3 separate regions of the Mus musculus genome follow, and regions 1 and 3 are each linked to region 2. Evidence: chromatin loops called from intact Hi-C (ENCODE). Cell type or tissue: left cerebral cortex. All regions are shown on one strand. Region 1 overlaps Tor1aip1 (torsin A interacting protein 1). Region 2 holds the start of Cep350 (centrosomal protein 350). Region 3 holds the start of Tor1aip1 (torsin A interacting protein 1).

Region 1 (2,500 bases), 51 kb before region 2:
ATAAACTAAAACTGCTATATAAAAAGGTAAAATATTATAATAATTTAGTGCTTTGAAAATAAAATTTCAGAGCTGAGCATGATAGTGCATGCCTTTAATCCTAGCATTGAAGAGTCAGAGGCAGGAGAATATCCGTGAGTTCACTCAAAGAGAAAAAAGAAAGGAAAAACTTAAGGGGCCCGTGAAGTGGTTGAAGGGGCCATGACAGTGGCTGCAATGGTAGCAGCCTGAGTCCAATCCCTGGGACTCACATGGTGGAGAGAGGAGCAGCTGCTGCCTCTTGTCCCTGATTACACAAGCACTGGTAAATACATGTGATTTAAAAGTTTAAACTAGTAACATCTAAAGGATGAAAAAAGACTTTAAATAGTGAACAGTTCCTCTAATACAGAATATAAATAACATTTTAATCATTTTCCTATTCCTGGGTTGGGGGCTGTGGGGAGAGGGAGAGGGAGAGAAACAGTTTCGAGCTGCAGTCTTACTATATAGCGTAGGCTGGCTTAAACTCCCTGGGATTCTCCTGCCCGAGCCACTCCTGAATGTTGGAATCCTGGTTGTGCAGCACCATACCAGCAACTTTGCATTTTACTTTAAAGAAAAAGAAAATGAAGGCTGAGTCCTGGGCACCCGGTCTAACACAGCGTGTTGTGGACTAGATTCGCTGTCTGGGAGAAGTGGGGTGCTGGTGGCAAGTTTCTCAGAGTGGTTGGTTTTCTGTTTTCTAGCAAAAATGTTGACAGGTATATTTTAGATACTAATTTATAACTTCTACTATTTTCAAAAGAGCTTTAAGACTTCTACTAATATTATATTAACCTAATTAAATTGATGTGAAAAATTCCAAATTCATAGTAAAATATTTAGAATCACTTTCTGAAATCATACTTCCACCTGTCAGCCAAAAATGAGCAACATGAAAATCAACTCTCCAAAACAACGTTTATTGGAGAATTGCAACTGTTAACAATCCAATGTCATGGTAAAGAGCAAAAAGGAACTTAGAGCTAGGCAGGTCCACTTAACGCTGTTATGAAATAAACCTCACTGGCTACAGGAAGTATTTCAGTAGTCAGGGGTTGCTGTCTGATAGTGTCTAGTTTGGGAACTTGAGTCAGGAGTGCAGGTCAGCTCATCTGAACAGTGCTTTGCCCAGCAATGTGCTAAGTTCACTCTTCAGCACCGTAGCAAAGGAGAGAAGCCTGTGGCTCGCCTGCAAGCTTTGTGTTTCAGCCTCCTACGTAACCACCATTCCACTCGAGGGGCCTCCTTGTGCCTTCAGTTGACTTTGCTTAGGTTTGGCAGTAAACACTGTTGTGATGCTGAAAGCTTTTATGCCCGTTGAGAAAGCAGATGGAGAGAAGAGTTGAAAAGAAATACTCTCCCAATTCTGTAAAGTCTGAGTCATCCTAGTCTCCCACAGTTTTAGTCAGTATTTTTGCCCAGTTACGCTTACATTTGGGTGTAACTTCCATTATTGAAAAAAACAAACTACTGGGTGGTGGGGGTGCACACTTTTAATCCCAGCACTTGGCAGAGGCAGGTGGATCCCTTGAGTTTGAAGCCAGCCTAGTCTACAGAGTTACTTCCAGGACAGCCAGGGCTACACAGTGAAACCGTTTCAAAGAACTGAGGTGGGAGGGGAGGAAGAAGGGAGGGAGAGAGGTGGTGGTGGGGGAACACACAAGCATCATAAACGCCCATGTGAAAGACCTGAAGGTCTTAGAGTTTGGTTAATATGTTTGATTGTCTTTAACGTCCTCATTTTTGAAGAACAGCGATGTACATCACTTGCTGGATCTAAAGGGAATTTGTTCTTTCTGCTCATGCTTCCTCTTTGTCACACCCGTGCACTAAGGACCTTTTTGTCACCTTTGTCACACCCGTGCACTAAGGACCTTTTTGTCACCTTTGTCACACCCGTGCACTAAGGACCTTTTTGTCACCTTTGTCACACCCGTGCACTAAGGACCTTTTGTTCCTTCAGCTTGTTAGGCTTCTGAAGGGAGTCGAGAGTCTGGTAAATGAGAGAATTGGAATGGGAAAACCTGTGGATCTGTACAAATCTGGAATATTTGTCAATGTGCAATTTAATGTTTTCTGCACATAAGTTATATTTAGAATACCAACAGACCTATGAAAGGGAAAAAAAATAGCCAGGCATAGTTCTATACACCTGTGATACCAGCATTCAAGAGATGGATATAATAGGGTGAGACATTTGAAGCCAGCCTTGACTAAGTAGCAAATTTGAGCTTATCCTGGGCTGTTTAAAATTCTGCCTCAAAAACTCAAAACAAACAAAAAAGAAAATTAAATCCCTGGAGCTAGAAAGATTGGATTTGAAGACCTGAGTTCATTTCCAGCATCATGTCATCATGTCAGGCAGCTCTGGCCTCTGCAGGCACTTTACAAATACACTTCAGTAAAAATGAGTGTTTGTTTGTTTTAGATTTATTTATTTATTATATGTAAGTACACTGTAGCTGTCTTCAGACGC
Region 2 (2,500 bases):
CATTGTGGAGTTTGCAGATAGAACAACTGCAATGTATAAACACCCAAACTCATGGCAATTCTCCCGTCTCAGCCTTCCAGGTTGGGCTTACTGGCATGTGTCACTATGCCTGGCTTTTCAAGACAATCCTATTGAATAGATACATTAGCTTGGATTCATAGGCATTAAGTGGAGGGTCTGGAGGGCTCAGAGGACACACAAGTGTTGAGAGCATTTTCTACTTTATTGTACCATCTTCAGGGAGATGGAGAGAGAAAAGCTTTGCCAGCAGGAAGTGAGAAGTTTCCACTAATCTTATCTTGGCAGCTGGAGGCAGGGTAGGGATAAAACTTGAGGCACCCTCTGAACGTACTGATTTAATCATTTGCACTGGAGGAATGTGGCTACTTTCATAAAACTGTGAGGGAAACGAACAGACTATGATACACTTGAAAGCCAATATTCTTGAGGGAGTAAAAAGAAATCACAGAGTGTCAAAAAGAAGAGAGATTATCTAGTATCTAGGCATGGTGGTGCAGGTCTGTGATCCTAGCACTCAGGAAGACTGTGAGTTCCATGCCAACCTGCAGGATCTTCTGAGAGAGAGAGAGAGAGAGAGAGAGAGAGAGAGAGAGAGAGAGAGAGTGAGAGAGAGAGAGAGAGAGAGAGAGAGCGCAGTTGAGAACCAATGCTGGAAATTTGATGAAAACAGGAGTTCAGGCTGATAGCAGAGAGCAATGCTGACACCATAACAAAAACCTCATTGCCTTTCTGTTGATCACGAGGTAACGTAGGAGGTGGGAAACTATGTTAGCTTTAGAGTAAAGGAGATTATTTCCCATTGATTGGTGCTATAATATTGGGCAGATAGTGTTTCAGAACCCACTATTAAAAAGTAATCATAACTCAATAAGGGGATTGGATACGTTCTTTAAAATAACTAGGCTGGAGAAAAGGTAAATTTCACTTTTCTTTTTATTACATGTATGTATGTATGTATGTATGTAATCATACATGTCTTCTCATGCACCTGCACGCAATGCAGATCAGAGGACACCTTAGAGGAATCTGCTCTCTTGGTCCACCATTCTGGGTCCGGGGATCAAACTAAGATCGCCAGGCGTGGTGGCAATTCCCTTTACCTGCTAATCCATTTCCCTGCCGCAGTTCCACCTTTCAAATCTTTTTCTTGCTACTGCTTGCGTACTCGGGATCTCCACAACTCTCATTCTTTGCTGAAGTGCTGTTCTCAGGGAGGGTGTATACATTGACATATGTGCAGGACTTTTGTACATTCACGTAGTTCCTGCTGAGGCGCGGCTGTCTTATGGGGAGGATCAGTTATTGTCGTCTGCTTTTATTGATATGGTCAAGGTAGCGAACATTTATTGAACATCTACAGTGTTGTAGTTACTGTGCCAGGCCCTACTGGGTATACATAGAAAAAGGAGACTTTAAGACACCCATGGTACTTTAGATGAGAAATAATTTCGAGGCAAAGTAACTATCGGAGCCCAGAAGGTGGAGAGCTTAGCTGCAGTGAGCACCTAGCGGAAGGTGTCAGGCATTATTCGCAGAAAAGCTGTCCTTTACAGTCTTGACAGACGATAAAATTCACCAAGCGGAGGCTGGTGACAAAGACAAAGCTAAGAGAAAATATGTTGACCCCAGAGGGCTTCTCAAACCACAACACCGAAGGGAAAGGAAACGTAGTTTTTGCTTGTTTTGGAAAGAGCTTAAGCCATCAGTGTGCGTGCTGAACAGAACTGTAAACCCCTGGCCAATGAGAGGGCCGCAGTGACAGCAGCGAGCAGCCGCAAAGCTGCGGTTACTCCGATCCGCCTAGAGTGACGATTCCTTCTGAATCGTCTGCCGGGTCCCGGATCCCTGGGTCACCCTTGTCAAGTCCTCAGCGTGTTTTGGCTCGGGGGTGACCCGCTCAGCCAGAAGGCCCAATTAGCGTCAAAGGGAAGGGGGTGGTCTCCTCTGCGGATAGACTCTGGCTCCTCCCGAGTCCCGCCGAGCTCCCAAAGCGCCACACCAAAGATGGCTTCCCCGCATCCTCTAGCCTCGGGTCCGATCGCGCTCCTCCGTCGGCCACACTCAACATGGCTGGCCTTCACCCAGGGTTGCATTCCTGCGGAACCGTCTCCGGACAGTTCTCGCGAGGTTTGGCGAGTCTCTCTCCCCCCCCCCCCGCCCTCTCCCTCCCTGACTGCTCCCGCCCTGCCTCGCGCCGCCGCCACCGCCACTGCCGCCGGCGCCGCTCCTCCTCCGTGTCAGTTGTTGAGCTGTAATGGCGACTGGGCCGCCGCTGCCGAAGTGACTCCCGGGGCGGGGGAGCGGGGCCGGACCTGCGCCTGAGAGGACTGCGGAGAGCCGCAGCTCGGGAGGGGGCTCGCGGCGGGGCAGAGGAAGGCCGCCTCTGCGCCTCTCCTTCCTTGCCTGCCGCCCGGCGGATCCCGGGAGCCGGGGCGAGGCGGGCACCCGGTGCGTCCCCGGAGCGGGGAGGCCAGGCCGG
Region 3 (2,500 bases), 62 kb before region 2:
AATCTTTGTAACCTCTCATTTTCTCTGATTGACCAATTATGTATAGAACCTCTTCACTTTCTTTTTCATGTATCCTTCAAACCAGAGTTTAACAAGCCAGCACCCAGGTGTCTTTAGTCATCTGTTGCACACACTGCCTTATGAGCTTAGAATATAAACACTACAAAAATTTATATCCTTTCACTGCTGTACATCTATTAAAGAATTTTTGTGATTGTTGACTGTGTAAATAGGCACTTTACAAACAAAGCATTACTGGAAAAGACACAAGCCAAACATTACCAAGTTATCAGTACTTCTCAGCGTTTTGTAGAAAAAAAAAAGCCACACCCAGTTTTCAGGCTACCACGAATGAGTATCACTTTCGTTTTTCCTTAAGTTTTGTTTTCTAAAAAAGTGCTACCAAGTGTGGTGGCCCACACCCTTAATCCTAGCGTTTGGGGAGCAGCGGCAGGTTGATCTCTGTGAGGCTGAGGCCAGTCTAGTCTACAGTTCCAGGACAGGCAGAGATCACCCTCCCTCCCTCCTTTCACTCACTTACACACACACACACACACACACACACATCTTTAAAAAAAGGGCAGCTGTCTCCTTATGGCTCCCCTTCTTTGTAGTTAATAAACAATGCTAAATGAAGCTCCAAACATGACTCTTGAGTCATCTGTGTTGCTGACCAAATTTATAGACTATTTGTGAAAATTCTAGTAACTGGGAATTTGTCTAAGTTTGAGTAACAACTTAAGGTCATTATTTAAAATACTGGAAAAAGGCAAATACTTTTAAGTTTTTTTTCAAAATCACTGTTATGTGGCTTCCAAATAAAAACTCAAAATCGATTTTTTTTTTTTTTAGGGCTAGGGTATAGCTTATTGGTATACCATTCACGTGAAAATTCAAGAATATGGTTGATATGGCTACGACTCAAAAATGGAAACACACCCCAAGAGTGTAACTAAACACAATTTTAAAGGGTCAACAGGTGAATAAAAATTTTAAACTGGGTAAAAGCAATTTCATAAAGGTCCATGAAACTATAATTTTCGCCATAAGATGACATGCAGAATTGCCTTTCTGATCATTTCTCCTCCCAGGGACATTTGAAAAGGAGTGGCCAAAGTAGCAGGGGAACTGCGCAACAGCTTGGGATCAAGGACTGAAACTTGCCCTTTCCCAAAGCCTCTGGGAGCCAGGACCAGCGCCCCCGGTGGTGGGCAACTGGCCATCAGCAGCTTGGCACAGGCCACTTGTCCTACCACCTCCTGGTCGCCCCCACCTTTCCCTCCAAGGCCAAGGACAGAGACGTCCTCCTCCCCCTTCTCCTCCTCTTTGGTGCCTTCAGCCAGGAGGCGGGAGTGACCCGCAGCAGCTGACCCAGCTCGGGCACTGCCTCTCCGACAGCCCTCAGGACACACCATGGGCCTGGAGGCTGGTTGGTGGCACACGAGCGAGGACGCAGGCGGCGGCCCCGGCGACTCTCAACTGCCTCCCTGACCACTGCGACAACCTCCCCGAAGCCATCGCCACTACCCGCAGCGGAATCTATCTGCGGCCAATCTATCGCCACGAACCGACTACCAGCTACGTAAACAACTATGGCGGGAGAAAGGTGGCAGGCCGAGGGGCCCGGAGAAGGTTGGGCCATCTACGTCACACCCAGAGCCCCCATCCGGGAGGGAAGGCGGAGGCTCGACCCGCGAAATGGCGACAGCAGTGACGCGCCTGCGTACGGAGCTCACCCGTCGCGCCGCGGACGACGGGAAGTGAGGTTTTCAGAGGAGCCGGCAGAAGTGTACGGCGACTTCGAGCCCCGGGCGGCCAAAGAAAGGTCTCCGGGGGGGAGACGAACCCCGCCAGAAAAGTTCCGGCCGGCTTCTGCGGGAGAGGAAGTGAGAGAAAGCGCTTACAACCTTCGCTCTCGACCACGGAGGCAGCGGCGAGCCCAGGAAGCCGAGGAGATGAAGACGCGGAGGTCTGCTCGCCTTGAGCAGCACTCACAGCAGCCGCAGCTGTCTCCGGCCACGAGCGGCCGAGGGTTACGGGACTCTCCGTCCTCCAGTGAGGACCGCGAAGGTAACAGTCTCGGCTGCGGGCTCGGGAGCGCGCGCGGCGGCGGGCACGCGGCGGCAGGCGCGCCCCCGTGGAGGCCGGCCCCGCTCCGGCCCCGCCTGGGTCCTGGTGATTTCTGCGGCCCTTTGGGCGCGCACTCCCGGATTGAGTCCACCCGGACCCTCAAGAGGGAAGGACGCAGTGGGCCGCGCGGGAAGGTGGTGGTGCGAAGTGACCCGAGCGGAGGCGGGCAGCTCTGCCTAGTCCTGGAGCTTCAGTTTGGGGGGTCTAGGTCTCCTCTTTCTGTAGGCTTTTGCTAGAGGTCGGCGGCTAAGCCATTGTCGGAGCCCCAAACTACTCTGCGCTCGGTTTCATTTCCGTCCTCTGAAGTTTCTACTGAAGCCACTTCCATTTCCTTTTTTTTTTTTTTTTTTTTTTTTTTAAATCTCGGGGG

The links. Hi-C counts contacts between places; a loop is a spot of excess contacts. Peaks named below come from ENCODE experiments on the same cell type or tissue, not always from the same donor. Only the 100,000 strongest peaks of a DNase experiment are listed, where the experiment ranks them.
Region 1: a loop joins it to region 2, with 2.2 times the contacts of the local background. A loop is called at or near these places in 16 of 42 quality-filtered maps.
Region 3: it touches region 2 in a loop (7-fold over the local background); 16 of 42 quality-filtered maps call a loop at or near these places.

Annotation. Positions count from the first base shown.
Region 1 is chr1:156,023,873-156,026,372 of GRCm38, reverse strand. The region is part of intron 4 of Tor1aip1 (torsin A interacting protein 1); the gene reads left to right. It overlaps Gm51653 (a long non-coding RNA gene), which reads right to left. Exons shown (of 3, transcript XR_003948071.1): 3 at 1-591. Among named protein-coding and RNA genes, the nearest start is that of Gm51653, 6.6 kb to the right of the region's middle. In left cerebral cortex, no CTCF peak of the experiment used is centred here; a DNase peak (open chromatin) is centred at 1,325.
Region 2 is chr1:155,972,944-155,975,443 of GRCm38, reverse strand. Cep350 (centrosomal protein 350) reads left to right here and starts at 2,189. Exons shown (of 38, transcript NM_001039184.1): 1 at 2,189-2,500. In left cerebral cortex, a CTCF peak has its summit at 1,531; DNase peaks (open chromatin) are centred at 1,300 and 2,094; H3K4me3 peaks cover 1,532 bases; H3K27ac peaks cover 1,379 bases.
Region 3 is chr1:156,035,328-156,037,827 of GRCm38, reverse strand. It overlaps Tor1aip1 (torsin A interacting protein 1), which reads left to right and starts at 1,348. Exons shown (of 10, transcript NM_001160018.1): 1 at 1,348-2,070. The coding sequence starts at 1,593. Tor1aip2 (torsin A interacting protein 2) reads right to left here and starts at 2,164. Exons shown (of 7, transcript NM_172843.4): 1 at 1,720-2,164. In left cerebral cortex, a CTCF peak has its summit at 1,202; DNase peaks (open chromatin) are centred at 1,294 and 1,727; H3K4me3 peaks cover 2,302 bases; H3K27ac peaks cover 2,357 bases.